Regions from separate parts of the Homo sapiens genome. Here region 2 is linked to region 1. The links are chromatin loops, found by intact Hi-C in ENCODE. Cell type or tissue: dorsolateral prefrontal cortex. All regions are shown on one strand. Each heading gives the region's core, and the rest is flanking DNA. Links, peaks and the distances in the headings are about the cores only. Region 1 has its middle 11 kb from the start of LINC02318. Region 2 overlaps ATG2B (autophagy related 2B).

What was found. Hi-C counts contacts between places; a loop is a spot of excess contacts. Peaks named below come from ENCODE experiments on the same cell type or tissue, not always from the same donor. Only the 100,000 strongest peaks of a DNase experiment are listed, where the experiment ranks them.
Region 2: a loop joins it to region 1, with 4 times the contacts of the local background. A loop is called at or near these places in 49 of 110 quality-filtered maps.

The regions. Positions count from the first base shown.
Region 1 is chr14:95,554,925-95,570,353 of GRCh38, forward strand. No RefSeq gene overlaps it. Among named protein-coding and RNA genes, the nearest start is that of LINC02318, 11 kb to the right of the region's middle. RefSeq lists an enhancer at 2,748-3,247. In dorsolateral prefrontal cortex, for the core only: CTCF peaks have their summits at 6,187 (motif pointing right) and 6,393; a DNase peak (open chromatin) is centred at 6,197.
Region 2 is chr14:96,267,570-96,282,998 of GRCh38, forward strand. It overlaps ATG2B (autophagy related 2B), which reads right to left. Exons shown (of 42, transcript NM_018036.7): 42 at 11,626-15,429. BDKRB1-AS1 (BDKRB1 antisense RNA 1) reads right to left here and starts at 1,011. Exons shown (of 2, transcript XR_007064322.1): 1 at 800-1,011. RefSeq lists enhancers at 1,086-2,285, 14,751-15,291. In dorsolateral prefrontal cortex, for the core only: CTCF peaks have their summits at 8,130 (motif pointing left) and 8,335; DNase peaks (open chromatin) are centred at 7,091 and 8,112; H3K4me3 peaks cover 649 bases; H3K27ac peaks cover 3,684 bases.

The DNA of each region.
Region 1 (15,429 bases), core at 2,356-10,355:
TCAAGACCAGCCTGGCCAACACGGTGAAATCCCATCTTCACTAAAAATACAAAAATTAGCCGGGTGTGGTGGAGCCTGCCTGTTATCCCAGCTATTTGGGAGGCTGAAGCGCAAGAATCGCTTGAACCCAAGAGGCAGAGGCTGCAGCGAGCTGAGATCGCACACCTGCACTCCAGCCTGGGCGATGGAGCAAGACTCTGTCTCAAAAAATAAAATAAAATAAGGGTCAGAAGTGAACTCTGGGGCCTAAGTCAGTCATATGGGCGCTCCAGCAACACCCTTGGATACCACGGCTCGGTCTCACATCTCTCTCTTGGGTGAGCTTCCGTGGCTGTCAACACTTTGAGTGTGTCATCATACATTGCTGCTGGAAGAAACGCACGCTGTCTGACTCCATTGGGAAGCATATCTGGAAGCTCGTGCCTGGTCTCTCCTGGACTCCACCCTATGCACCATTTACCATTGCTTAAAAAAAAAATCTGTATCCTTTCACTCTACTAAACCAGACAGCAGCTGTTCTGAGTCCTGTGCATCCTTCTACGGAATCATGAAGTCTGAGGTGGTCTTGGGAACCCCCAGCACAGAGGGAGAATCTCCAGGTGGCTGGGCTTGGAACCCCCGAAGGATCATTTCTTTTTTTTTTTTTTTTTTTTTTTTTTGAGACGGAGTCTTGCTCTGTCGCCCAGGCTGGAGTGCGGTGGCGCGATCTCGGCTCACTGCAATCTCCGCCTCCCAGGTTCACGCCATTCTCCTGCCTCAGCCTCCGGAGTAGCTGGGACTACAGGCGCCCGCCGCCACGCCCGGCTAATTTTTGTATTTTTAGTAGAGACGGGGTTTCACCATGTTAGCCAGGATGGTCTCGATCTCCTGACCTCGTGATCCGCCCGCCTCAGCCTCCGAAAGTGCTTGGATTACAGGCGTGAGCCACCGCGCCCGGCCCAGGGATCATTTCTTGGTAACTTCTTACGAATTACCTCTACCACTACCAGGCAGACTTCGTGATTCTTGGACCCATGAACTTTCCCATTGTGCCTGGTGCATAGCTGGTCAAGACTGGAACATGCAGGCAAAGTCTTTTCTAACTCAGGAATGACCATGGAGAAACGAACAGAGTAGAGAAATGGGCTTACAAGACACGGTTCACTCACCTTGGACTTGCTGCCCACTTGTTAGACTTATTTCCTAGCTCAGACCCCTCACTCCCACCCCCAGAAGCTCACACCTGCATCTCTACTCCTTTAAGGATCCAAGCTAAGAGAAACACTTCTAACTCCTCTCTTCCACCTACCTGAGCGTTTCTCAGCAGGGATTTCTTGCCTAGGCTTCAGCCTCCTCCCTTGGCCAGTGTCCTTCGGAAAGACGCCTGACCTCTGTGCCACGTGGTAACCCCAACCCTCATCAACACACAGTAGGGAGACTGCGGAGGGATTGTTTTGTAGCAGGACATTGAGCAAATTGCTTCTCTTCTCTGCCTTTCAAAGACATCTGGATTTTCATTTATTTATTTTTGAGACACCGTTTCACTCTGTCCCCGAGGCTGGAGTGCAGTGGTGCGATCTTGGCTCACTGCAACCTCTGTCTCCCAGGTGCAAGGGATTCTCCTGCCTAAGCCTCCCGAGTAGCTGGGATTACATGCAGGTGCCACCATGCCTGGCTAAGTTTTGTATTTTTAGTAGAGATGTGGTTTCCCCATGTTGGCCAGGCTGGTCTCAAACTTCTGACCTCAAGTGATCCGCCCATCTCGGCCTCCCAAAGTGTCAGGATTACAGGCATGAGCCAGCGCACTGGGCCTATTTATTTAATATTTACATTTGAAGACTTTACCCAGTGTTGACTAATGGTAGCAGAGTTGGCCACTAGAGATACTGATTTAAAGCAGGAGCTTGGGCTGAACCCAGCTGAGAACTAAGAGCTGAAATGAACTTATACTAGCTAGTTGAACTCCAACTCTCATGGAACCGCTTTTTGTGTTTCTAAGTATAAGGGAAAACACTGCTTCCCATTTTTTCCCAATGGGAGGACTTTTGAAAACGTTTTGATAGTTTAAATATAAAAACCTTTATGGATGTGGATGACATAGTCAACTATATTAAATATATGGTACACCAACTATGTTAAATGTGTTTTAACACACGCTTAACATTTTACCAATGAGAGCATTGAGGAACAGAGAAGATGTGTAACTTGACCAGGGACACACAGCTGAAAAAGCGGAAGAACTAGAAAATATAAGGCCAGGCAATTGGCGCTGGAGCCCACAATCTATTAATTTAGCTACATTTAATATATCATCAAGTAATACATTTATTTACAAATGTTGCTTTTCTTCTCAGCTTGTGAAACAACTACTAAAATGCTCTGCTGGAATTTTCAGCATCAGTGTCTCTCATGACTGGAGCACTTTTTGAGCTCTGCCACAAGTTTCCAAGAGCAGCGCTTCTCAAACTTCTCAAACGTGATTGTGCATGTGACTCACCTAGGGATCTAATTCAAATGCAGATTCCTACCGCGCATGTCTAACAAGCTCCCAGGTGTCTCCGCTACTGCTGCTGGTCCACACACCACAGCATGAGAATCAACGTCAAGAGTGCCTTTCCTTGACTTTTTTGAGACAGGGTCTTGCTGTGTTGCCCAGGCTGGGGTGCAGTGGTGTGATCTCTGCTCACTGCAACTTCCGCCTTCTAGGCTCAAGCGATCCTCCCGCCTCAGCCTCCTGAGTAGCTGGGATTACAGGTGCACACAACCACGCCCGGGTAATTTTTTGGTATTTTTGGTAGAGACAGGGTATTGTCATGCTGCCCAGGCTAGTCTCGGCTGCCCAGGCTGCTCCCGAGCTCCAGCGACCCACCCGCCTTGGCCTCCCAAAGTGCTGAGATTACAGGCAGGAACCACTACACTCAGACTACCTTTACTTTTATTTAAGTTTTCTGAGCTGGAGCAGTTTTGAATCCATGTATGACCACTTCCATGAGCATTTTATCTTAAGCACATTAGGACACTGAATTTTTTTTTCTGTAGGTGTTTAACCATGGTCTCTATGATGTAACTACCCATCGATTTGCTTTTTAAAGTGATCTTTAAAAGGCTTGTTTACCGTATGAAAGAATGCTCAACATCACTAATCATCAGAGAAATGCAAACCAAAACCACAATGAGGTATCATCTCACACCAGCCAGAATGGCTATTATTAAAAAGTCAAAAAACAACAGATACTGGCCAGGCTGCAGAGAAAAGGAAACCCTTATTGGTGGGGATGTAAATTAGTTTACATTGTTTGGTGGGAATGCAAATTAGTTCAGCCACTGTGGAAAACAGTTTGGAGATTTCTCAGAGCATTTAAAACAGAACTACCATTCCACCTAGCAATCCCATTACTGGGCATATATCCAAAGGAAAATAAATCATTGCACCAAAAAGACACATGCACTTGTATGTTCATCACAGCACTATTCACGATAGCAGAGATATGGAATCAACCTAGGTGCCCATCAAAGGTGGATTGGATAAAGAAAATGTGGTATATATACACCATGGACTACTATGCAGTCATAAAAAAGAATGAGATAATGTCCTTTGCAGCAACCTGGATGCAGCTGGAGGCCATTATACCAAGTGAATTAATGCAGAAACAGAAAACCATATACCACATGTCCTCACAAATGGAAACTAAACATTGGGTACATATGGATGTAAACAAGGAAACAGTAGACACTGGAGACTACTAGAAGCGGGGAGAGGGAGTCGGGAAAGGGCTGAAAAACTACCTATTAGGTACTATGCTCAGTGATGGAATCATTCCTACCTCAAACCTCAGTGTCATTCAATATATCCGTGTAACAAACCTGCACATGTACCCTCCCAATCTAAAATAAAAGTTGAAATTATATATAAATATAAAAATATATATGTATATATAAATATAAAAATATATACATATGTGTATATAAAAATATATACGTGTGTGTGTGTGTATATATATATATATATTTTTTTTTTTTTGAGACGGAGTCTCGCTCTGTCACCCAGGCTAGAGTGCAATGGTGCTATCTCAGCTCACTGCAACCTCCACCTCCTGGGTTCCAGTGATTCTTTTGCCTCAGCCTCCTGAGTAGCTGGGATTACAGGCATGCACCACCACACCCGGCTAATTTTTGTATTTTTAGTAGAGACAGGGTTTCACCATGTTGGTCAGGCTGGTCTCGAACTTCTGACCTCGTGATCTGCCCGCCTGGGCCTCCCGAAGTGCTGGGATTATAGGCATGAGCCACCGCGCCCTGCCGAAATTCTATATTTTTTAAAAGGCTTATTTACAATGTCGTTCAACATTCCAGCTGGGATTACTAGCTGTATCTGGTTTAAACGTGTTTGGCCAAACAGCTCACCTTGAGGTCATTTCAGGCTAATGTGGCTTCCCCAGAAAGACTGTAGTTATTTAAACTAAAGTAATTGAAAGAGTGCCCAGTTATGTAAGAATCTGGAAAGATTAAACAATAAGCACCTATTCTTTTCAAGAGATAGTCTTGGGAAACGTGAATCTTGCTGATGCAGGCCTTTTGCTTACAGAACTCAGCTGGGCCATGCACTGGCTGTGCCCCAGCCCCCGTGGCTTCTTTCTCACGCTGTCAGGCTTGGACCCACCCTCTGCTCTTGTTCCTTCTCTTTGGAAATTCTTCTTTCCTACACATCTACCTTCTTCTCATGATTCAGATCTTAATTCAAAGAGGTCTTTTCTATTGTCCTGGCTGGAGAGCAAACCCCAGCTTATTCCACCAGAACCCCAGTCAGTATCATCTTTTTTTTGTTTTTTTTTGAGACGGAGTCTCACTCTGTCACCCAGGCTGGAGTGCAGTGGCATGATCTCGGCTCACTGCAAGCTCTGCCTCCCGGGTTCACTCCATTCCCCAGCCTCAGCCTCATGAGTAGCTGGGACTACAGGCGCCTGCCACCACGCCCAGCTAATTTTTTTTTTTTTTTTGTATTTTTAGTAGAGATGGGTTTCACCATGTTAGCCAGGATGTTCTTGATCTCCTGACCTCATGATCTGCCCACCTCAGCCTCCCAAAGTGCTGGGATTACAGGTGTGAGCCACCGCGCCTGGCCCAGTATCATCTTTTATTCTTCTTCCTTCTTCATGACATTTACCAATACCTAAAACGAGCTTGTATACAAATGCATGTATGTACACAAGCATGTATGTATATAACTACATGTGTGTGTGAGAGATGGTACAGCATGTTTACCTTTTGCCAGAATGCAACTTCCAAAAGGGCAGAAACTATGTCTGTCTTATTTTTCTAAGGGCTTAACACTATTTATTGAATAATTAACAAAAGCTCATTCCTTAGACTGTTTAGGATGCCATAACAAAATACTGTAAGCTGGGTGGCTATAAAACAACAGAAATTTTGGCCGGGTGTGGTAGCTCATGCTTGTAATCCCAACACTTTGGGAGGTTGAGGCAGGCAGATTGCTTGAAGCCAGGAGTTCAAGACTAGCCTGGACAACATGGCGAAAACCTGTTTCTACAAAAAATACAAAAATTATCCGGGTGTGGTGGTGCATGCCTGTAGTCCCAGCTTCTTGGAAGGCTGAGGTGAAGGGATTGCTTGAGCCCAGGAGGTGGAGGTTGCAATGGGCCATGACTGTGCCACTGCACTCCAGCCTGGGCAACAGAGCAAGACTCTGTCTCAAATATATATATATATTTCTCACAGTTCAGGAGGCTGGCAAGTCCAAGATCAAGGCCCCGGCTGATTTGGTGTTTAGTGAGGACCCACTTCCTCATAGCTAGCGGCTTCTTCCTATGTCCTTGCATGGTAGCAGGGATTAGGGTGTCTTTGCGGTCCCTTTTATAAGGGCACTAATCCCTCTGCTGAGGATTGCACCGTTACGACCTGATCACCTCCCATAGGCCCCATCTTCTAGTACCATCACCCTTGGGGTTAGTTAGGATTTCAACATAGGAATTTAGGGCAGACACAAACATTCGGACCACAGCAGGTTGCTTTTGGTTTTGTTTTCAATGCTAAGTGGATCAAATCCTTGCATAGTCTGAAATTTTACTCCAAAAGGTAAAATATCAGGCTAGCATTTCTTTGAGATGGCCTGTTCTAAATGCTTTTGTTCTGGTCTGACACAGTCATATCATGGGAAACCAGCAGATGGCGCTGCTTCTCCGGGAATGAGCCCCGTTATTGCAGGTGGCCTCCATCTGGCTCCCTTCTGCCTGCAGGTGCACTTCTTATGCTTCGCCACCACGCGGAGCCGCGTTCTGCACTCTCCACCTTCCCTAAGTAAATTCTCTATGTGAAAAACAAATCAGGGAGATTTCTCTATGTCCCCAGGTAGAGCCCGAGTCCCGTACATTCCACATTTTTTCTGACCTTGCATCCTTCCCATCATTTCAAGGGCCCGAGGGAGAGCGTTTGGGCTCCAGACAACACAATCATATCAGAAACGTCGAATGTGTCCACATCCATTTTTTTTTCTCTCTGGAAATGCTCCCTTTAATAGGCCAGAATAGGGCTTCGAGCTGTCCTAGAGAGAGGGGCAGGAATTTGGGCACTGAAGACCAGAATCAGAACCTGGCTCCCATTTACCTTGGACAAACCACTCAAGCTCTCGGAGCCTCAGTTTCCTCATCGGTAAAAAGGAGAAAATAATAGTGCCTCCTATCAAAGAATAAATAAAAGACATAGGTAATATAATAAGCCAATTAATTTGCTTATCTATGAGGGAAACAAATGATAGATTGACTTCTACATGGGTAGGATTTATATAGGAGACACAAGAGAGAGGGAAAAAGGCAAAAATTGAAAAATCCCAGACAGTTGGGGGTAGCCAACTTTGTTTTCCTTTCCTTAGTTGGGATGTGGAGTAGGTGGTATTCAAAGTATCCTCCCCTTGGGCTGCGGGTGGTCATCAAAGAAGGTAATCTCAATTGTTTAAGGACTCCCCAAGAGCTTGTGGGTTTGACTCTGCCATATTCAAGACAGGCTATCCCTGCGCTGTCTGTCAGGGTCCTTTGATAGCACCTTCATTTCCCACCTGACTGAAGACTCTAAGAATACACATGATATTGTGCTGGAAAATGTGACACGCCGCACACAAATTGCAATTTCCAAGTAGTTCATTGTCGAAAGCTGCTGCCAAATTGGTTGCCACAGCCAGACACCTGGAAACCCCATTTGCCTCCTTCTTCCAATCCAAACAAGTCCTGTTGGTATCTGCCCCCAAATATCTCTTGAATTGCATTTCTTCTCTCCACACCAACCCCTTACCATACCCCGTATTTCCTAACTAGCCCCACCTGTCCATTACCCGTGCTTAAGAAACCACACACCTGTAACTCATCCTGGATTCAACTATGCAGTGGTTCCCTTTGTGCCAGAAAGCTCAGGACGACCCCGGCAGTAGCTGCTGAGGCCCTGTGGCTCTGGGCCCACTCTGGTGATGTCTTCTTTGGCTGTCTGTGCTCCCTCACATTCAGCTGCTTTCATTCTCCTGCAGGCTCCAGGCTCTCTCATCCCTTGGGTCTAAAAAATGCTGTCCTCTTTGGGAGCTCATTCCCTCTCTTTGAACCTTCTCTCATCCAGATAAAAGTACTCATCCCATGGGGCTCAGCTGAAAACACCTGTCTCCGGGGAGGCCTGCCTGACCCCCTAGCATAGGTCACATCTCCCTATCCTGACGTGTGTCTCCTGGGTCCCCATCCCTTCACTATCTCAGCCCTTGGGAGGTCACTTGTCGCCTCCACTAGAATGAAAATTCCCAGAGGGACCTGGCATAGCCAAAGCAGTAGGAGTGGAGGGGGAAGGTGGAAGCTTTGCTTTGCTGTAAAATCAGGCTCAATGTGGCGTCTTCCTCCAAGTCTTGCCTGGTCCATCTAGATAAAACCTGCTGCCTCTCTCCTCTGAAATCCTACTCGCTCTGTATGACCAGCCCGACATCAGGCTTAGCTGTATGAGTGTTGTGAACACTACTGGATTGTAAGAGCTCTAGGAAAGCACCATTGCACAATGGTTAGGAGAATGGCTTAGGAGCAGCGAGCCTGGGTTCGAGTCCTGCACCCCTCCTATTAGCTGAGTGATCATAGGCAAAGTACACATGGCCTCAGAGCCCCAGGCTTTGTCATGGTACAGACGCACTCACAATACCTGTTGTGAGGACCAAGGACGTAACACATCAAGCCCAGCCCTGTGGGCACTTTCTGCAACAATCAGACTGATCACGGGCTGCCACTTCATTTGCATGGGGTGAACACCAAGTGGCCAATGGGAAACCTCCAGTGGGTGGGTACTTGGACCTCAGAAGATTCTGTAACAGGGCCCTTGAGCCGCTGCTCTGGTCACTCCCACCCTGTGGAGTGTACTTTCACTTTCAATAAATCTCTGCTTTCATGTCTTCATTCTTTCCCTGCTTTGCTGTGCATTTTGTCCAATTCTTTGCTCAAAATGCCAAGAACCTGGACAACTTGCAGTCAATATCCTTTACTGGGCCGGGCACGGTGGCTCACGCCCGTAATCCCAGCACTTTAGGAAGCCGAGGCGGGCGGATCACCTGAGGTCAGGAGTTCAAGACCACCCTGGCCAACATGGTGAAACCTCGTCTCTACTAAAAATACAAAAATTAACCAGATAGTGGATGCCTATAATCCCAGCTACTCGGGAGGCTGAGGTAGAAGAATTGCTTGGACCCAGAGGCAGAGGTTGCTGTGAGCTGAGATCGCGCCATTGCACTCCAGCCTGGGCGACAGATCAAGACTCCATCTCAAAACAAACAAACAAACAACAAAAAAAAATCCCTATTGGTAACAAACTGAGTGTGAAGCCTAGCAAAGGTACGCAGTAAATACTGAATGAGTGAGTGAACGAATAAAAAGAAAATCACAGCAAATCATCACTTTTATTTGGTGACTCAGTTCTTAATAACAGGCCAATTTTAAAAACTTAAGCTTAGAAAAAGAAGTGCCTTGTCTAAGGTCCTTGAGCTAGTTCCAACCCAATGGGGCCGAGACCTGCCGGTGGCTGCACACTTGCTGTTAGTTCTCCCCACGCTGCCATGTCCCCAGAAAGGACACCCGTGAGGCTGAGCTTTGCTGAGAAGGTGCCCGGGATATCTCATGGGCAGGGAGTGGTAGGGGTAGACCCTCCCAGTCCTTCCAAATGCCCGTGGAAATCTGCTGGCAGCTGCAAAGGCCTGGCCCAGACACCCTCAGAGATGTTGGTTAATGTGTGGGATTCAGAGGCCCAGGTGTCAGGGAAAATAAAGACAAGGATGCTGGCTGGCTGCCTTCCTCCTTGGCAGTTTGCAAAGTCAATGAGTCAATGTCCCAGAACAGGGCCTTTGGGGAGAAAAGTAGCCAGCTGCGGCTGTGTCCCTGCTGGGAGTGGCTTGCTGAGAACAGTCTTGCTAACCAGCTTCTGTTGGGTTGTGCTGTGTTTGTGGGGTCAGAGTGATGATGGTGTTATTGGCGTCACAAAAAACTGCATGTGGGGGTGCGGTCTGAGCCCCAGGGTCCAAGCTCACTGCTGTGCCGCCATGGTGATCGAGCATCGCGGGTTCCCCTCGCTGTGGGTTTGGGATCAGGCAGTACCTGGTATGGTGCTTGTCTCTTACTGTGAGACCCTGGGCAAACCTGCCCCTCCCTTCTACTCCACAGGCCTTTTCACCTGTCAGAGGGGAGAAGAGTAACATCTGGTTGGGCACAATGCCTCACATCTGTAATCCTGACACTTTGGGAGGCTGAGGAGGGTGGATTGCTTGAGCTCAGGAGTTCAAGACCACCCTGGGCCACATAATATGACCTTGTCTCTAATAATAATAAATAAATAAAATAAAAGAGTAGGCCAAGCACAGTGGTTCACACCTGTAATCCCAGCACTTTGGGAGGCTGAGGTGGGTGGATCACTTGAGGTCAGGAGTTCGAGACCAGCCTGGCCAACATGGTGAAAACCCATCTCAACTAAAGATTTTTAAAAATTAGCCAGGTGTGGCCAGGTGTGGTGGCTCACGCCTGTAATCCCAGCACTTTGGGAGGCCGAGGTGAGCGGATCACGAGGTCAGGAGATCGAGACCGTCCTGGCTAACATGATGAAACCTTATCTCTACTAAAAATACAAAAAAAATCAGCCGGACGTGGTGGCGGGCACCTGTAGTCCCAGCTACTTGGGAGGCTGAAGCAGAAGAATGGCAGAACCCAGGAGGCGGAGCTTGCAGTGAGCCAAGATCGCACCACTGGACTCCAGCCTGGGCAACAGAGTGAGACTCCGTCTCAAAAAAAAAAAAAAAATTAGCCAGGTGTGGTGGTGTGCATCTGTAATCCCAGCTACTTAGGAGGCTGAGGCAGGAGAATCGTTTGAACCCGGGAGGGGGAGGTTGCAGTGAGCCGAGATCATGCCACTGTACTCCAGCCTGGGCAACAGAGCAAGATTCCATCTCAAAAAAAAAAAAAAAAAAAAAAAAAAAAAAAAAAAAAGAGTAATACCTAAGGGAGTATTTGTGAGTTTTAAAGAAAAAAAAAATGCATGTAACATGTCCAGAACAGAACCTGGTGCATTGGAAGCTCTGAATAAATATTATCTTATATCATCATCATCATCATCATTAAGTGGGAACAATTGTTGAGAAATTGATATCAATTGTTTGTAAGAAGTTTTCTAGAAAACACATTGGCCCCCACTCTATCCCCAAGCCCTTCTCAATGGTAGCTCCTAACACAGTGCTGGAGTGTTTGTTAAATGGCCAGGAACTGCTGCTGTTTAACCCGGGGCCTTTAATTGGTGTTGCTGTATCAGGAAATATGGAAGAGGGATTCCCTGGCACCTTTGCTCAACAACCCTGCCTATCTAGTATGGGTCTAGGTGTCTTCATTCATCCATCCATCCCTCCATTCATTCATTCATCAAAGCACTTTTATATACAATATATACTTGATGCCAGGTACTGTGCAAGACATCAGGCACACAATAGAGAGCTAAACCGGGCATGGCTGCTGTGCACAGGTAGCCAGTGGGAGCCAGGCCTTAATCAGACCATCCCATTGATGATAGAAGGGCACTGAAGGACAGGGAGGCTGTTTCCATGAAAGGAGACCTGGGCGTGGGGTGGTCAAGTAAAGCTTCCAGGAGGAAGTTATGCTTCAGGTGAAACTGGAAGGACACATGGGATGAGTGGAAAGGACTTGGACACAAGAGGAAAGGGGAAGGAGGAAGGCAGGGCCCTGCAAGAGCTGGAACCCCCTGGGGTGGGATAAAGGAGGGCACTCTCTTTTGACTCTGGGCATGTTGTAAGAGGAACCTGTTTCACACCAGGGACATTAATAGCAGCCAAATCAGCCTTGACCCCAGAGCAGAATGGGAGACACTGTCTCTTGTGGACATGGAATGGGGGCTGCATTTTCAGCAACAAAACTGGAGGGGGCGCTCCAGGTCCAACACTACTCTGGCTCATATTGTCTCAAGGCTGTGAGAGTCCAAGAAATAAGGATCACAGCAAAGAAGACCTTGTTTTTCTCACTTCTGACCTGGTGCCTTGGTGAGCGTTCCCCAACGCATCTTAACATACATTCATGGGCCCTAGAAGGGCACTGGATTAGAAACCAGCGAATTGGGAGTCCAGCTCTGACTCTGCATGGCCTACCGCCATCCACCAGGAGCTGGGCAGCTTCCAAGGGCAGTGGCCAGTCTGTTTGGCCGTGTCCCCCACCCAGCATAGTGCCAGGCCTATAAAAGCCTTGGTGGGGCCGGGCAGGGTGGCTCACACCTGTAATCCCAGTACTTTGTGAGGCCGAGGCGGGCAGATCACCCAAGGTCGAGAGTTTGAGACCAGCCTGGCTGGCCAACATGGCAAAACCCCATCTCTACTAAAATACAAAAATTAGCTGGGTGTGGTGGCACATGCCTGTAATCCCAGCTGCTAGGGAGGCTGGGGTAGGAGAATTGCTTGAACCCGGGAGGTGGAGGTTGCATGAGCTGAGATCACACCACTGCACTCCAGCCTGGGCGACAGAGCAAGACTCTGTCTAAGAAAAAAAATGCTTGGTGGTGTTTGTTAAGTGATTAAAATCTAAAGACAAAGCTGGCAGGAACCAACTAGAAAACCAGTCACCTGAGAAAGAATAGGTACATGGGCAGCTGTGGGCCAAGAGCCCAAGGCTCCACTGGAGCTCATAGAACTTTGTGAACCTGTAGGTGGATCTCTTTCATCAGTTTTGGAAAATTCTCAGCCATTATCTCTCCAGATACTAGGTCTGCCCCGATCTCTGGCCTGTTTTATGGGACTCTAGTTACACAATGTTACGCTATTTTCTCATGTCCTGCATGTCTCTTTTACTCTGTTCTGTTCTTTCCACTCTTCTTGTTTTCTGCATGCTTCAGTTTGGATATTTTCTATTGACCTATCTTCAAGTTTATTAATTCTGTATTTAGCTGTGTGCATTCTGCTATTAAACCCATCTAATGAGTCCTCAGTTTTATATATTATGTTTTTCAGGTCTAGAATGCTATTTGCTTTTTTCTTTTTCTTTTTCTTTCTTTTTTTTGTTTTTTTTTTTTTTTGAGACGGAGTTTCCCTCTTGTTGCCCAGGCTGGAGTGCAATGGCGTGATCTCGGCTCACTGCAACCTCTGCCTCCCGGGTTCAAGCAATTCTCCTGCCTCAGCCTCCCGAGTAGCTAAGATTACAGGCATGCACCACTGCACCCAGCTAATTTTGTACTTTTAGTAGAGACAGGGTTTCTCCATGTTGGTCAGGCTGTCTCGAACTCCCAACCTCAGGTGATCCGCCCGCCTCAGCCTCCCAAAGTGCTGGGATTACAGGCGCCCGGCTGCTTTTTTCATAAATTGCAAATTCTTGATTTAAATTCTCGATTTTCATCTTTTGTGCATAATTTCTTCTATTTTTAATGTATTCATAATCAGTACTTCAACATCCCTCTTGACTAACTTCAGAATATGAGGCATCTCTGGGTCTGCCTCTATTGTCCATTTTTCCTTCTGGTTACTTTTTCTTCTTCTTTGAAGGTCACATTTTTTTAAAATTGTGTGATGACTGTTTGGTGTAAGAGATCCATAAAGGCTATAGATGATGCTATTTTCCACCAGAGAGTTTTCCTCTTTCCCCAGCAATTGGGCTGGATCATGGCTGGGGTGGACCTTACGTAGGTTCAGCCCACCTCTGGTTTATATCTGGTCTTTGAACATGGCCCTCCTGGATGTAAAGTTTCTCTATTTCCTCAATTCTATGAACGTTAGCTCATCTTGTCCTTTGTTGATTCCACAGCTTTTCAATGTCTATAGAGTATAATTTTGGTAACTTTTCCATTTTTTTCCTAATTGTTACAGCAGGAACCCAGGCTGCTGTGACCTACTGCATTCTATACAGAGGTGAAAGTTGGACAAGCCATTTTGTTGTTGTTCATTGCTGTTTTCCCAGTACCTGGGAGAATATTTAGCACACAGTGGATGCTCAAAAATATTATTGGATTGAGTCCAAATATTGGACTTTGAATAGAAAACTCAGATTTAAGTTTTGATTCTAGCTCTGGGGACCATGGAACTGTTATTTCACATCTCTGAGGCTCAGTTTCACCATCTGTAATATGGTGGTAATAATATCTTTCTGCCTATAGAGTTGTGAAAAGAATAAAAAGAGAGCTTATATATAATGTACTTAGCACATCGGAGATATCAAGCAAATTGAATACCTAAGATGTTACTTATTCTACTTTTCCTACTCTGCCATGCATTTAAGTTATTTGAGTGTAATGATGACTGTGGTGGTGAAGACAAAGGGTGTGAGACATAATTAAAAGATAGAATTGGAGATGTTGAGATAAGGGAGAAGCAGAAGCTGAGTATAAAGTCCAACTTTCTGCACCGTGGCCTCGGAGCTGGCATTCCCTGGGCCAGTTATGGGTGGGTTTCACACTTTTCTATTGCCTAGGGTTCCTTGGCCTAATGACAGAGTTCATCAACACTGTACAAATGCACGTGCAATGGAGTGGTGTTTCCATTTGTGTGGTCACAGTGGGGAGTGGGGAGAGAAATTCTAAGAGATAAACCCCGGCATCTTTTTTTAAGATGACTTGAAACCCATCTAGTATGCAGACTGTGGGGGCCAAGTGCTATTAGCCACTATCAGGAATTATTCATCAAGTCTAGTCATGTGAGAGGGGCTTGGAAGCCCTTGCAGTTTCTAATCACCACTGGTGTGTGAAATAGATTTTAATTAGCATACAGGTTGTAGGAGTCTTTGATCAGTCCTGCCATTTGGATCATATAACTGACCCAACAGTTTGAGATTCTCTAAGCCCTAGTAATAAATAGCAGGGAGAAGAAGAGGCTTAGAATGTAATAATCATGGCTCAGCCTCGGGTTTGGGATGATAAAGCTTCTTGCTGAATATATGCAGGCCTTCTTGATCCTGGGCATTAAACAACTTTTCTCTCTCTCTTCTCTCTCTCTCTCTCTCTCTCTCTCTCTCCTCTCTCTCTCTATCTCACTGTATGTGTGTAAAATAAGTTTGGGGAATTATTTTCTAAATATCAACATTTAGGGGGCTGGGGGTTATTTGTTAAATATCAACATTTCCAAAAAAATACAGGTGTCTTCAAATCAACCATTTTTGATAGCCAGAGATCACAGTGTGCTGGCAGTATGATGGGTTTTCTTAGCAAACTGAGGTAATCACACTAACCACTTTCATGGCATTTCCCAGGGGACCAGCGTTTCCGGAGGCATCAGGCGGAAGGCAGAGATCTAGGATCTGATTGAAAAAAACACCTGCAATCAAATGCATTCTCAAACCATTTATCTAGGTACAGGTGTGAGCATAGATTTAGGTGTAGGCATAGGTATAGGTATATGTATAGATATAGATGTACCTAAATCTATAATCCTTGGAGATTCTTTGTCATCTCTGAATCTCTGCCTTCTCATCTCTAAAGTGGGTTTAATAACAGTCTCTCCCTGATGGAGTTACTGTAAGGATTAAATGAGATACCATAATCTAAAAATCCTGGCAGAGTATCTTTCCTCTTTCATGTTTTTCATTTTTGTTGTTGTTGTTGTTAGATTGTTTGTTTTTGAGATGGAGTCTTGCTATGTTGCCCAGGCTGGAGTGAAGTGGCGCGATCTCAGCTCACTGCAACCTCCCGTGTTCAAGCCATTCTCCTGCCTCAGCCTCCCAAGTAACTGGTAGCCGGGATTACAGGCATCTGCCATCACACCTGGCTAATTTTTGTATTTTTAGTGGAGACAGGGTATCACCATGTTGGCCAGGCTGACCTCAAGTGATACACCCACCTCGGCCTCCCAAAGGGCTAGGATTATAGGTAGGCACCACCACACCAGACTAATTTTTGTATTTTTAGTAGAGACAGGGTTTCACCATGTTGGCCAGGCTGGTCTTGCACTCCTGACCTCAAGTG
Region 2 (15,429 bases), core at 3,819-11,818, 710 kb after region 1:
GAGCAGAGTGTCGTCAGAAGGCCTGGAGCTGAGCCAACAGGCAAGATCCAGCCTGCACATGTGTTTAATTTGAACCACATGGTATTTTTTAAAACTCCAAGCCCCCAGGCTCTTGAGTTGGTTACCAGTACTGAAACTCCCCATTGGGAGCCAGCTTTCCAGTTTCTTTTGAAAGTTTGGAACATCCAGCAACACTGATTCAATTTCATTCATTCAGCAGATATTTATTAAGCATCTACTTTGTCAGACACTGTTTTGGGCACTGAAAATATGGCAGTGAACAAAAGAGAGGAACATCCCTGGGCCCTTGGAGTTGACCTTCCAGGGTCCCCCCGGGGCTCCAATTCTTTGGTGCTGTGTAGCAGAGGCCCCGTGAACAGGGCGCCCTCCCATCAGGTTCACACGCATGGAAGCTATGGGAGGTTAAGTTTGCAACCCCTCATCCAGACCATCCCTTCACATACAGTCTAGGAAACAGAGAGCAGTAAGACCTGCCCAAGCACACCCAGTGCGACTCAGCAGCCACACACAGGAGTAGGCTCAGTCATCTCATTTAATCGCCTGACTCCCTTGTGAGGTCTGTTTCAGGATGTCCACTTTCTAGGTGAGGAAGAGGAGGCTAAGGAAGGCAGTGCCTGCTCAGACTGCAGAGGCTGGATTCACCCAACTCATCTGACTCCAACACCAATGTGATTTCCAAGCCCCCAGGCAGGAATTCATTGGGCAAAGGCTCTGTGGCAAAGTGGCAAAAGTAGGCAGGAACAGGCAGGAATAGAGAGTGGGAAAGGGAAAATAATACCTGATTCCTCTTCTATTCCGAGTGAGCTGACCCACATATGCCCTCCTTTCTTCTTTTTCAGCCGGCCTTAAGCAGGTGGCTTATCAAAATCCTTTCGAGGTCTTGCAAAAACCAATCCCACACTCGAGAAGAACGTGCTGGCCGGTGAAATCGGACAACATTGCTCACGGGATGTAATTCAATGGTAGACTGCAGCCACAGCCTGAGAACTCAGACACCTGATTTATGAGACGCACATAAGTAACGTTTACCGAAGCCCAGCAAATGGCCCCACAGTGGGAGAGAAACTGGCAAACCCGTACAGTAGAATTCTGTTGCCCTTCTGTGGGGAAGGCCAGTTATTCATTTACAGAGGGAGAAATTTCTGCCTTGACTAAAAGGATCGATGCTGTGGGAAAAGGTAATATATCTGAGTTCCCATGGATCTGGTTGATAGGTTCACCTGGCGTGTTCCATATGGGGCCAGGCCCAGGCCACACCTGTGGTGCTAACACCTGGGGTGGAGGGAGGAATTAGCAAATAGTCTTCCAGCATCCCCAGCTCCAGCACCCATGTGGGCTTCCACTCTCTCCCTGAGAAGGGCCAAGTAGAAAGAGAGAACAAGGTTTCACTCCAATCCGTTCCCAGCTCTGGGTCTGTCCTGGGCTCCAGAACCGCGTGATCAGGGGCCATATGTGGCCTTCACTGCTCTCTGCAGTGGGAAGGTAAGAAAACTGCCCCCACCCTGCCCCATCATCACCCCAATCCATCATGGGGAGTGGGTGGCACTAAGGCCCTCCAAATCCCAGCCTCGGGGAAACTCCCTGATGTTGCAATGGCCACAGGCAGGCTCTTGCTCTCCGGAGATGAGTCACAAATTTGATGAGGAGCAGGTCGGAAGCAGCCCTGGAAAGTGTTCCTCCCCACCCCTGCTCCCACCACAGCTCCGAGGAGCCTGGGCATCCAACCAGGGCTGATCCAAGCCTTGGCTCCGGCTGAGCTCCGCTCTGGCCTCTGTGCACCTTCAGCTCCTTCCTGCCCTTCTCTTTCCCTGTGCCCAGCCCCTTTCTCCAGACCCCCTTGATTCCTTCTCAGCATCCTCTTGCCTCCCCGGACCACCCCCAGCTCAGGCCCCTGCCCAAGAAGGGCCTCACCGCGGGGCTGCAGAGTGCACAGTGCAGCCGGTCAGAGGTCCAGGTCTCTGAGTCACACATGCCACTGTTCCAGTCCTCACTCCACCACCGCATGGGCCTGGCCGACCACCGAAACTCGGCATCCCATCTGTAAAATGGGAATGAGGAGAGCAGTGCCTCACTGTGTCGTTGTGAAAATTAAGTGACCCAAAAGGACGGCCTTATTCCCTTTTTGGAAAGAGGTAATGGGCAAAGAAAGGGAAGGAAAGGCGAGAAAGGACAAGAGGAAGGTCAGAGATGTATGTGAGACACCAGGACAGCGCCACCCCAGCAAGCACCAACAACCATTTTCTCCTATGAGCAGAAGAGGCTTTAACTATGACTGAAATGAATGCATGTCAAAGCACAGTCTGAATAAAATCCCAAAAATGGTGTCCGTGTCACTCTCCTGGTTGTGATATGGCACGATCCTTGTGTAAGATGTTACTATTGGGGGAAACTGAGTAAAGAATAATGGGGCCGGGCACAGTGCTCATGCCTATAATCCCAGCACTTTGGGAGGCCGAGACAGGCAGATCACATGAGCCCAGGAGTTCAAAGACCAGCCCAGGCAACATGGTGAAACCCTGTCTCTAGTAAAAATACAAAAATTAGCCAGGCATGGGGGTGCACACCTGTAGTATCAGGTACTTGGGAGAATGTGGTGGGAAAATCAGTAGAGCCCAGGGTTCAAGGCTGCAGTGAGCCATGATTGTGCCATTGCACTCCAGCCTGGGCAATAAAGTGAGACCCTGTCTCAGAAAAAAAAAAAAAAAAAGAATGAGTACAAGGCATCTTTCTTATCACTGTATGCAAATCTACTAAAAACCTTAAAAAGAATGCATCATTAAGTTCAACCACTCTGCCTTACAGATGAAGAAACCAAGGTCCAGAGACAAGCAGACTTGTCCAAGGTCACCGAGTAAGCAGGGCTCCTGCTGAAGGGCTCTGTTCAGACCCAAGATGCCCGCTGGGCCCTGGTGACAGGTCTCAGTCTCAGGCTGAGGTCAGAGAAGAGGCCTGAGTGCCAGGGTTCTCATTTGAGTGGCCATGATGATTGCAGAGACTCCCTATGGCCAGGATTGTGTTTAAGGCAGTAAACAGGAAGCCAAGCCTACTTTTCAGGAGCTTCAGGGGACAGAAAACTATCAGGAAGGATTGGTTGGGACCCAGCAAGTACGAGAGGAAGACATTTCAGGGCTTCAGTCAACAAGGGGCTCAGTGTACTGTAGCTGCCAAAATAGCTGCCAGCTCTCAGCTGCATTCAAAGGAGTATAGCCTCTAAAATGAGGAAGGTCATATTCCCTTAATTTAGCACTGGACAGGGTCCATTAGGAGTATTGTGTCCAGCTCTTGGCTGATTCCAAAGACAGGGATCAGACTGGTGAGAGGATGCAACAGCACACCCTCCAGACACATGGCGGCAGAGGGCTTACCACAGAAGATAAGACTTATGTGGAGAGAGGAACAAATGCACTTAGTGTTACCCCAAAGGGACCAAAGAGAAAAAAATCCTGAGAAACACTTTCTGTCTTAATTTAAGGATGGGCTCTTTGACAGGCAGAGCTGTCCCATGATAGAACTGATGGCCCTCAATGACGTGGGTTCCTGGTCTCTGGAGGAGCCCAGCGAAGCTGCAGGATCTCTTGGCAGGAGGCTGCAACAAGAATCCAGGAAGCATCTACTGCACACTCACCCTTGAGGAGCTCACTGCATGTAAGGGAGGCAGAAAAGAAAAGAGATCATTCCTCAGTGTGAGATGTCTCGTCATGGGGTGACGAAGTCTGCTGCAAGGAGTTCCAGAAGGAAAGGGGGTTCCTTGAGCTGGATCTTAAAGTTAAGTAGGACAATGAGAGTGTTGGCCACCTGCAACTTTTCCCTCACGCGAGTTCTCAGCCAACAAAATCAAGGGCTGGAAGATGTATGCCAATCCCAAGGAGTGACTGTTGTCCTCTGGGCCATGTGAGTCAGTGAAGACTGAACAAGGAAGTGGCATGTTTGGAACTGCATTTCAGAGAGATCACTTTCACTAGAATATGGATGATGGCTTGCACAGTGTATCAGTTATCTATGTTGCATAAAAAACCACTCCCACACTTAGTGGTTTAAAACAACCACCTCAACTCATAATTCTGTAATTGGCCATTTGGGCTGGGTTTAGCCGGGTGGTTCTTCTACTGGTCTTGGCTGGGCTTACTCATGAATCTGTGATCAACAGCCAGGCAGCTATCACTCTGCTTCTGGAGAATGGGCAGGAGGCTGCAGCAAGCACAAGGCCAACATCAGATGGAATTAAAACCCACTGATGGGGCCGAGAGTGGTGGCTCACACCTGTAATCCCAGCACTTTGGGAGGCCAAGGACGTCAGGAGTTCAAAACCAGCCTGGTCAACATGGTAAAACCCCATCTCTACTAAAAATACAAAAATTAGCTGGTCATGGTGGTGCATGCCTGTAGTCCCAGCTACTCGGGAGGCTGAGGCAGGAGAATGGCTTGAACCTGGGAGATGGAGGTTGCAGTGAGCCGAGATTGCACCACTGCCCTCCAGCCTGGGTGACAGAATGAGACTCCATCTTAAAAAAAAAAACCAAAAAAAAAACCCCACTGATGGGTTAGGTGAAATTATGGCAGACTAGGGAGTACTCCAGTCCTGACCTCCACAATCTAAGACAGAATCAGAGCAGCTTCTTCATTCATGGCTTTGTGTGTCCAACACTTACTGAGTGACCAATACATGGCATGTAAAAGTAAAATTGTAAAAGTAAAATATAAAATCCCACCTTCAGTGAGTTCACAGGATGTGAAAAAGCTCATCATGCCCATTTTATAGATGGAAAAACTGAGGCCCAGAATGCTTTGCCCCAAGACAGAGCAACTTCGTCAGTGTGAGGTCTGGGATCAAGTGCCAGCTCTTCTACTCTGAGTACTGTAGCCCAACACAGTGCTCCCTAGAAAATGGTTCCTGAGCAGCTTGTCTTTTGAATAGAAGTGCCATTTGGTCAATGTTGATTTGGGGTTGGGAGCTGGTGAAGGGCAGAAAATTCTTCTTCCTCATTCTTCTGTGGGAGACATTACTACTGCTCACTGAGAATTCCAGTTCTCCTCTTCTGAAAAATGGGAGGTTGAAGGTGCTAAACTTCCTCACCCTATAGAGACTAAGAATGGCTTCTTGCTTGCTTTGGCCAATGTAAGCAAAATTGTGTGTCACTTCTAGGCAGAAGAAAATTCAAGATCATAGTCCTCCATTCTTTCTCTGCTGTAGAAAAACCTGAAAAGCTATGTTAATATAGTGATATCATTAAGATCTGGGGACTTTATCAGCCTGAACCTCTGAGTGACTAGGAAAAGCAAAGTTTCCTACCAACCTACATCAAACATGTAGGTGAGGAGAAAATAAACATTTGTTGTTTTAAACCACAAAGAGTCAAGGGTTTTGTTACTGCAGCAGAACTCAGCTCATCCTGACTAACTCATCAGGTTTTGATGAAGAGGGATTGCTCCCTAAACCCTTGGCTTCTTCCCCACCCCTGACTCCTCTCCCTGGAAGAGGAGTGACTTCTCTGATTATCCGGTTTCAAAAAAAAAAAAAAAAAAAAAAAGGAATTGGGCCTGGCCTGTAGAGCCCAGTTCCTTACTCCATTCTCACTCTTTGGGAAGTACCTGACTGCAGATTGGTCTTCTCTTGCCCATAAGGTAAGCATAGAGTTAAAGGCTCTGCCCTAGTGGGGGAAGTCATCAGCATTGCCTGGGCCTGCATGAGTCAGCCTGATTCTGGGATTCAGTATCAAAAAGTCTATTTTCTGGCCGTGTGCCTGAGTGATACCTTCCAACCTAGCCCTTATCAGTAATAAAGAGGAGAGTGCAGGCCCTGTGCACTGACTCCACCGTCTGCCTCTTTAGTGCAGAACTCATGAGGGAAAACAGGAGTGTCTTCACACCCCAGCTCCTATGATCCTGTCCATCTCTTACTATAGAGGATGCAAATTTCAAATATCTGTTATCCCTTGGAGAAAGCTTGTTGGTGAACTACACATCTGATTCATGGGAGATTTTTCACAAAATCCTTACTAATATCTTGGTGAGTTCTGATGTAAGGTGTATTAGCCTTATAGATATTTTGGACTCGATAGTTCTTTGTCATGGATGTCTGTCCTGTGCATTATAGGATGTTTACCAGCATCCCAGGCCTCTATGTGTTAGACGCCCAGAGCAGCCTCCCTCTCCTGGTAGTGGCAACCAGCATGTCTCAAGATATCACAGATGTCCCCTACGGGGCAAAATCACCCCCTTCCCCAGCTGAGAAACACATTTTAGCTGATCTGATCAAGTTATTCAACAATAGCCTCAAGGAAAGCCTGGTTGTCTGGAGAGACTTCTTGGAGGTGGTAGGACTGAAACTGAATCACAGGTTCAATCACTCGCCGCTGGCAGAGTCCAATTAACAAGAGCAGGGCCTGGTATAAAGAAAGTGATTTATTTCCAAAGCTTCACTTAGGGGAAGAAGTACAAGCTCCTGCCTTAAGGGTACTGCTTTGCTTCCGGGGCAGAAAGCAGGGGCTGTTAAAGTGGGACTTGGCATGAATGGCACGCAGGGGAGGGAGCGGGCAGGTGGGGGTCTACATGATTCTTCCTAGTTCTGCCTGCAGTGGTGCCAGCTCAACCATCTGGCAGAGCAGAACTAGGTTGTAACGTGGCCCGTTGTCTCGAGATACTGTCCAGGTGGGAGAGAGTTTTCTAGCGGGCATACTTGAGGTTGTAAATTGACTAATGTCTCTCGAGGCAGTCTCCTGGTGGGAGAGGGGCTGGGCTCTGGAGCTTCTAAGCAAGTACATGGTTAGATAAGCTTGCCCTGTAATGAGTGTCTGGTGAAGGGAAGGTTATAAATTGCATTTCTAAAGAGCTAAGTAGGAAGTGGGGAACAGGGGGGAAGGGGGAAAAAGAAGAAAATAATAATTTAAAAAATCCAGCTCACTCTCTTTCTCTTAGAAAAATAGGTCTTCAGCCCTTGAAGAATTGGACTTTATGAAATGAAGGAGGGAGGCCATGGTGCTGGGAAGGAAAGAGTGAGCAAAGGGAGGCTTGGAGGCAGGCGCTGATGGGATGGCAGGGTAGCAGGAGGATCACACAAACTGCAGCTGGAATGATGACATAGCCAACCATGCACAATCAGTCCTAACCATCTCTGGCATGCATTGCACGTACAAGTATTTGCTAACATCATTAGAGCAGAATCTCTCTGTAAGTGCAATACGTGGCGTCAGCTCCTAACAAGTCGCTATTATTGATTTTGGGGTCTTTCCCTGGTGTTTCACAACACCCCCAGCCAATGCCTTGTGGCTTCTTCCAGTGTGATTTTCCCTTCACTGTCCTACAGCCAACCTTGTGGCAGGGAAAATGTAAGCCTGGGGAGCGGTGAGAAAGGAAGAATGGGATTCATCCATCATGAACAAAATGCCAACGTTCTTAGAACGATCAGGATCCAGTGGGACCAGGGTGACCTTGAGGGAAGTAAATCAAGCATGGAGATGCCATGTCAAATCATGTCTTTATTTAAAATTTTGAGGTTTCGTTCATCATGGATGTTTTTGCATTACTTTTTATTTTTTAAAACTTTGCATTATTGTTTGATGACAGATGTGCTCCCACCTTAGACTTTGCGCCCAGCTGAGAGCCTCACTTGCCTCACCCTAATCCCACCCTGAGTGGGAGGGTGGGGGCTGCATTTCCAGCAGAGGGATCTGGCAGAGAAGCTTCTGCAGGCTTCTATTTCACACTCATCTGTAGACAATCCTCAGAGAAGGCCACAGAAGCTCTTTATCTGTATACAAAGCACATTTCTATTCTCTCATGCCCCAAACATGGGCTTTATCAGTCTGCCGTGAAAGTGCCACCAGGGGCAATTTTCATGTTGAGAGAGGGCCTGGTGTGCTGGCCCCCAGCCCCATGTTTACAGCGAGAAATTAACCATGGAATAAAATGATGTTTTTCTTTTTAATCCACGCAGTGTCCTTGACTAAGAGGAAGCTGTCACCGACAAGCCTCGTGAGAGAGTTAGGATAGTTAGGATGTTTCCAAGTCCTTCCCACCGCGCGTGGGGTCGGAATTTGCACGGGCTCGGGTGCCATGCTTGGTAGGGGGTGATTTCCAAACCAAAGTTCCACTGAGAAGAGGGCGGGCGCCCCCTGCTGGCATCAGGGGCAGACTGCTCTTTCCCCAGACATGATTCTGCACCCACTTTCTCTCAAAGCAAACCCTTACATGGGATTCACTACAGATCCGTTCCAAAGCGAAACAGAACACAGAAACAGGACAAGGCCTCTTGAAAGGGGTTGTTTAAAGATCTCTTCAAAAAAATTTAAAAATAAACCTGTTTTGTGGGCATGTCAATAGATACAACTTCCATGGGAAGGCAGTTGACAATAGCTACCCAAATTTCAAATGGTGTCCCATATTGACACAGTGTTACCCCTTATGGTGATTTATCCATCAGATATACTTATCAGAAATGGAGAAGCAGCAAAGTTAAGTGGCTCAAAGTGAACCTTTAGGGCGGAGATTTGGCTGAAATTCCAGTTCATTGGCACCAAAGCAAATGGAAATAAAGGCTGGGCCACGTTAAGATTGCTTTCCAAATAGAACGCGGTATGGACAATTAAGAAGAAATTAAAACGGAATCTGGTGTCAAGAAAATAGTTATGTCCTGAAAGAGTGGGAGTTGAGGGGGAGTAAAACTTTAAGCTGAAATGGAGGCGTGAGGGAAACTGTATTTGGCCTTTGAAGTGTTTATTATTAATGGAAGGAGGATTTCTGTCTACAGCATTAGAACATTGATACTGTATTGAAAATAGCATAGATGTTGGCATTTTTTTCACTTGTCTTTTACTAAATGCTAAACAGTTTATGGAGGGATTGCCTTGAAGTCTCCATCACTGAAAATAACTGGGCCACATCTGGGCTGACAAAATGTTCACGTTAAGAGTTCTGGAAGTCAAGTGAGTACTTTGCACTGAGCAGTTGTGTTTTCCCCTATACTTCAGTGGAATCCAAATTTGAAAGAATGGTTCGTCCTCTTCTGGTAGCCTTAGAAATTCTTACAGTAAGGATGCACTAGTGTTCATTTTTCTCAGTTATTCCAAATCTCAAAAAACTTGGCCTCCAACACCCTTTTTGAAACTGATTTTTAAATACGACCCTTGTTGTATCTCTAAGATTAAATTTCCTTGTAAGTAGGCAATCCTAAATATCAGGCTAAAAAGGAGCTGGCTCCCCCACCTACCCCGAGGCCACCCCGGATCTGCGTTTAATGCCAGGGAAGCAGAAGTCCAGACACCCAGAAACAAGACAAGACCAGGTGGTGTCTTCAAAACCAGGAATTCCAACTCTAACAGTGCTCTCAGTGGTATATGTTCCTTTCCTCAGCATTGTGAACTGACACTCAAATCTCTCGGGGAGCAAAGCAAATTGATTTACATTTGTAAGGAACAAATGGCTGGGATGATTAACTGTTTGGTCTCTTGCATATTAGAATTTGCCATCTTTTTTTTTTCTTTTATCTTTTCTATGGTGTGGAGAGTTTGATGTCTTCTCACTGGATTCTGAGCTCCCTGGGAGCAAGGACCATATCCTTCCTCTCCAGCGCAGGCATTTGCACACAGTAGGCATTCAAGAAATGGTAACAATATCTAAGTCTTATACTTACCGTGTGCCACAGAGACACTGTTCAAAGCACTTGAATCCTCCTACCAATTGTATTATTATTTTATACAGAAGGAAACTGAAGCACAGAGAGGTTAAGTAACTTCCCCAAAGCCACACAGATCAGAAGTAGTGGAGCTTGAGTTCGACCCCAAGTAGCCTAACTCTAACGTCTACACTCTTAGCCACTGTGTCATGGTTCCCAATCTTGTCTACACATTAGTCCCCTGGGGAGCTTTAAAAATACACCCCAGGGATTGGGATTTAGCTGGTCTTGGGCATGGCCTGTGCTTTGGCATTTTTGAGAGATCCCCTGGTTCTCATGTGCAGACAAGTTCTGAGACCCAGTGCATTACACTGCCCTGCCCCATTCACCAGCAGATGTTTGCTGAATGGGATTTGCTCTGTGTGGAACTGCTTTCAGGGATATAAACAAACAAGCCCAGGGGAAAATACTCCTAACTCTGGCAACAGCATATTATCTTCAAGTGCAGCAGAATGTAATTCCAATAGAGCATGTAAGCACATGGGTCTGCAGTCAGATATTCCTGCATTCAGAGTCTAAATGGGCTGGTTATGATCTGCAGGTACCAGTCAGGCCAGGTGCTCACCAACCTCACTTTCCTTCCTTCCTGGGTACACAGGTAGACTCCATTACCCATGTTTCCTGTTGGCTGTGACCATGTGACAGAATTCTGACCAATGTGGGCATAAGTGATGTTTGCTCCTGTCTCCCTGGCTATGTATGTCCTGGCCACAAAAGTGGTCCTCCTGTCTCTCCTGTGCAGAGATCCCAGCTGGGGATTCTGAGGTTCCAGGGGATGCAGAGCCACAAGATGGAAGGAGCCTGGGCTCCTCCATCACTGCTTGAAGGAGAGCTGTCAGATATTCCAGACTGCCAACCAGACTTTCTGTAAATGAGAAATAAACCTCTCTTTTTGTTAAGCTGCCGAGGTTTGGGGATCTAGCTGTCACTAGTGACTCATGTCCCTTAACAAGTACATGGTGTGGCTTGGGATAGGTTACTTAACCTAAGCCTTAGTTTTGTCATCTGCAAAATACAAATAATGGTACAAATATGAACAAGACAAAATAGATACACTCTCCTCTCTTCTGCCCCTCTCCACCTTGCCCTCTGCCCAGAACCCTGTGCCTTATGGACTGGGCATGAGCCACATTCTACCCATGGGAGGTTCCAGCAGGAGATGGGAGGGCAGGAGAGTGGGGGTGGGGGTCTATCCCTCTGGCTGCTTCCCTCCACCTAGGGTCATAGCTCCGGTCAGGCAGCCCTCTTTCAGCTATTAAGTTTTGGGAATCGCTCCCTTCGTCTTTTCAGGACTGTGGCTGTGCCTGGTGTTCAGTCTCTTGAGAGATGGATGAAGAAGGAGGGGCATCCTAATCCCATTCCCACAAGGAGAGCCACAAAAGGTGAGGAATGGCCATTGGCTCACATGACTTTGAGGCCAGGGCAGGCCCAGAGCTGAGAGGGGATTAGAGAAGAGCTACCAAGTCTTCACTTGGCTCAGAGACAGCCACGAGGTGCCTGTGGGCTTCCCTTACCCTGTGCTGCCCACCATGTGCTGAGTATTTCCTTCCTAGCACCTGTCTGTCACATGGAGTGGTCACATCTCTTGCTGGGACCCTGGCTGATACTGAATGTGAATGTTACATTGTCAATACTGATACTGAATGTGAATGTTACATACCCTGGCTGATACTGAATGTGAATGTCCCCCTGCCCTGGTGAATGAGGCAGGGCAGTGTAATACACTGGGTCTCAGAACTTGTCTGCACATGAGAACCAGGGGATCTCTCAAAAATGCCAAAGCGCAGCCCACACCAAAGACCAGCTAAATCCCAATCCCTGGGGTGTATTTTTAAAGCTCCCCAGGGGACTAATGTGCAGACAAGTTTGGGAACCATGACACAGTGGCCAAGAGTGTTGTCGAGTGCCAAGCAGAGGAGTCGCCACATAGGAAATAGTCAATCAATGATGAACTTTTATTTCATATATATTTATATTTTAAAAATTATTACAAGTATTGCTAAAATCAAGAAAACGTGAGCTTACATTGAATAAAGGACATCTGTAAGTAGTAATCATGTGATCTTGGGCAAAGAATTTCCCCTCTCCGGGCTTCGATTTCCTCACCTGCAGACAGGACTAGATGACCACTCGGGTTCACTCACTCATTCATTCATTCATTCACTCATTCACCATTTGCTGATCCCTGACTCTGGGCAAGGCACTGTGCTAGGCACCGGGTCCCTAAGTCCCTTGCCCTCCTGAAGGAAGTCAAACAGGGAAACAGACGTGGATCTACAGTATGCGGGGAGTGCCGCAAAGTTTAACAAACAAAAAAAAGGAAAGCATGCTATAGTGGGAAACAGAGAGGAAGGGAGGGTGGCCAGGCTGCCTGAAGTGGAGCCTCCGGGCTGAGACAGCAGGAGCAGCCAGAGATCCCGACAGAGCATCCGAGTTGGGGCGGCCATAGCGCGTTCTTGCCCCAGGCTGTGCATGATTTTCCCCAGGAGAGCTCTTAGCCCAGTGATTTTTAACAGGGGATTTTTGTCATATTTGGCATATTTGGCCATGTCTGGAGACGTCTTTGGCTGTCACAACTGGGGGAGGGGAGTTTGTTACTGGCATCCAGTGGCCAGAGGCCAGCGGGGGGTGGGAGGGTGGCAACATCCCCTGCATCCTACAATGCACAGGCTGGTCCCAAATGTCAACTGCTGAGGTGGAGAAACCCGACTTTAGCCCCATTCTGAGATTTTGCTTTAATCAGTGTTGACTGTGGCCTGTGGTGCAGCATTTATAGAAAGAAATCTTCCAGGTGGTGCTAACCCCTACTCACGGGCATGCAGAACTGAACCGCTGGGGTGGCTAAGCACAGCCAGAAGAGGGGAGAGGGGCTGGAGACGCCAGGAAGAGATCAAGCACATTTTCTTGCTCAAATATTCTAAGAGCCTTTAATCTCAATCTTCTAGCAAAATTCTGTGGTTTCCCAATTAGTGAAGACTTTTTGCTAAGTTAGGTAACTGCTCCAAGCTTTTCTTAAATGAAGTCCTGGGAAGAGCATGAGGTCTGGAAGTCAAACCATGTGACGGTGAGCAAGTTTCTTGACCTCTCTGAACCTGTCTCCTCATCTGGAAAACAGGGACTCTAGTAACTGCCTCTGAGTGGGGGCTGTGAAATTATAAAAAGACAGTAGGATACTTGGCACACAGTAAGCATCTCACAATTGTCCCCATCCCTTTTTTCAACAAGAGCCATGGGTGAAGTGTGACTTGTCATTTTTTCCCTAATTGTTCAAAGTGGATGTTATATAGTCACATCTGTCACAACAAAATCTTTTAAAGTAAATTGCCCTTAAAAATAAGTATGTCTGGCCAGGCACGGTGGCTCATGCCTGTAATCCCAGCATTTTTGGAGGCTGAGGTCAAGAGTTCGAGACCAGGCTGAGGTTAACCTGGCCAACACGGTGAAACCTCGTCTCTACTAAAAAAACAAAAAATTTGTGGGGCGTGGTGGCAGGTGCCTGTAATCCCAACTACTCAGGAGGCTGAGGCAAGAGAATCGCTTGAACCCAGGAGGTGGAGGCTGCAGTGAGCTAAGATTGCTCCATTGTACTCCAGCCTGGGCAACAAGAGCAAAGCTCCGTCTGAAAAAATAAATAAATAAAATAAAAATAAGTATGTCTTTTAAATATTCCCTTCATAAGTAAAAATACTCCTCCAAATAGTTATCAGTTTCGTGATATCAAACTAGGAGGTGTGTTTGCTGCAAGTCCTTATTGCAGGGATAGGATAACTAATAGAGGGACTAAAATCCAAAGCAGGGAGGGAAGAACTGTTAAAACTCCATACAGCTCAGCAATCAGTAGCAGACAGACCCAAGATCTGCTATCAGAAGCATCAGGGGCACTGGAACATCATTTCCCAATAACAAGGTCTGAGGCAGATGTACACCCCACCCCAATAAGTATTTTACACAAGTTTTGGGAACACTTCTTGGTGAAAGACAAGTGTTTAAAGCAAAATCCAAAGAGTAAATATTTTAATTTTTTCTTCAAGAGTATTCTTATTTTCATATTATTTAAATAGTCACATTAACAAGGTACATTTCCACAAAAATATTTGTACAGCATCAGTATTCTTATTCACATCCATAATTGCCATAATTAGGAAAAATTAGGAAACTTAGCAAAGACAGTCAATACACATGTTCTTTTACTTGTGGTGAGATAAATTCAATGTCTAAAATAAGTCAGGATGGATCAACATAAAAGCTGAACTAGACACCCCTACCAAATTTCTCAATGAAAAAGCAAATAGCCCTGGGTGACCAGCAAGTTATACAAACAATGCAAGACAAATCCAACTAGAAATCGGAAGCTGCCATTTCGTATACACAAAATACAAGTGAAACAGTGAAGTAAACATATTTTTAGAGGGAGGTGCTGCTACCCGGGACATTAGAGATATAACTGAGCCAGCTGAGATGACATTTACAATCTCTTGAAATGCAGCAGATGGCACTCTGGTGCTTCCTATGAAGCAACATGCTTGAAATCAAGGGCCAACAATTGTTGTAGGAAAGCAAAATATACCTCTAACACCTACGTTTACCAAAAAAGCTGACATCTCAAACTCTGAGTTGTTGAGACTCAAATTTCTCATCCCCAAAGAAGCCTATTACGGTAGTGTGTTGGATGCTTTTTGTATCTCTGATATGCAGGCACTATAATGGGGGGAAATACTTCTGAATAAAAACATTGGCTGACTTGCAACTGTGCATATAATGTCTATTCAAGGGGGCAGTGTGCCTAGCATGATCCTGAAATGTTGAGATAAAAAGAAGTTGGCATTAAAGCACTATTTGTCTTATATGAAAAGAGTGACTCTATCTTCCAGTAAACAAGATTTCCTGCAATGAAAAAGAAATTTTTCCTTCATTATCTATAAACTATACAAATAACCTTCCTTTTTAACCTAAGACTCAAACATTTATATTTGATTTTATTCTATTTGATACCAATTGGTATGTCCAGCTGATGCATTTGCAGATACAAAAGAATATTGCTTTGTGTTTGCACAGTCCCTTCCTTTCAAGGAACTTAAAGAACTTGATGGAGAAAAGAACTTGACGGACATTCTCTCTGAAGTCTTAAGGAGGTCAAAAGTAATGAAGGAAAACAGAAGGGGAGTGCTCGTTAGAGCCCACCATGCCCCACAGTTCTGAGGATGCGGGTGCGAGGACTCTGAAGCAAAGCAAAGCAGAGGGATCTCTCAGACGCCAAGTCACACAGCTCTTTACACATTGAAAATCTGAGTTAATGTTAAGACAATGATTAGTCAATCCTGAAACCATTTAGTGCAATTGGGGATTCCTCATTTTAAGTCGCTGCTTTAGAATTCCGCTCCCCTGCTGTCTGCATTCCGGTGGAAGCGGCATGCTGCCTTTGGACAAACAGCCTCTGCAGGGGCAGACACAGTTGTCTGGACTCTTTTGGAAATGAACAAAGACACTAAACCTACAGAACATCGTTTTTAAAGGAGATAGTTAAAAAGTAATGCCCTAAAAGCCAGAAATATTTCAATCGGCTTGAAAAGTGACACACAACAGGAGCAGGAAACACCAGTTTTTAGTATTTTGCCATCTTAGGCACACTGCTACTTGGAAAGATTTTTTAAGTGAACTTTGCCTTATAAAAATATTGATAAATATATGTACTTAAGCGAGAATCCAAATCGTACCCAAACTTCATGAAAGTGAAAGTC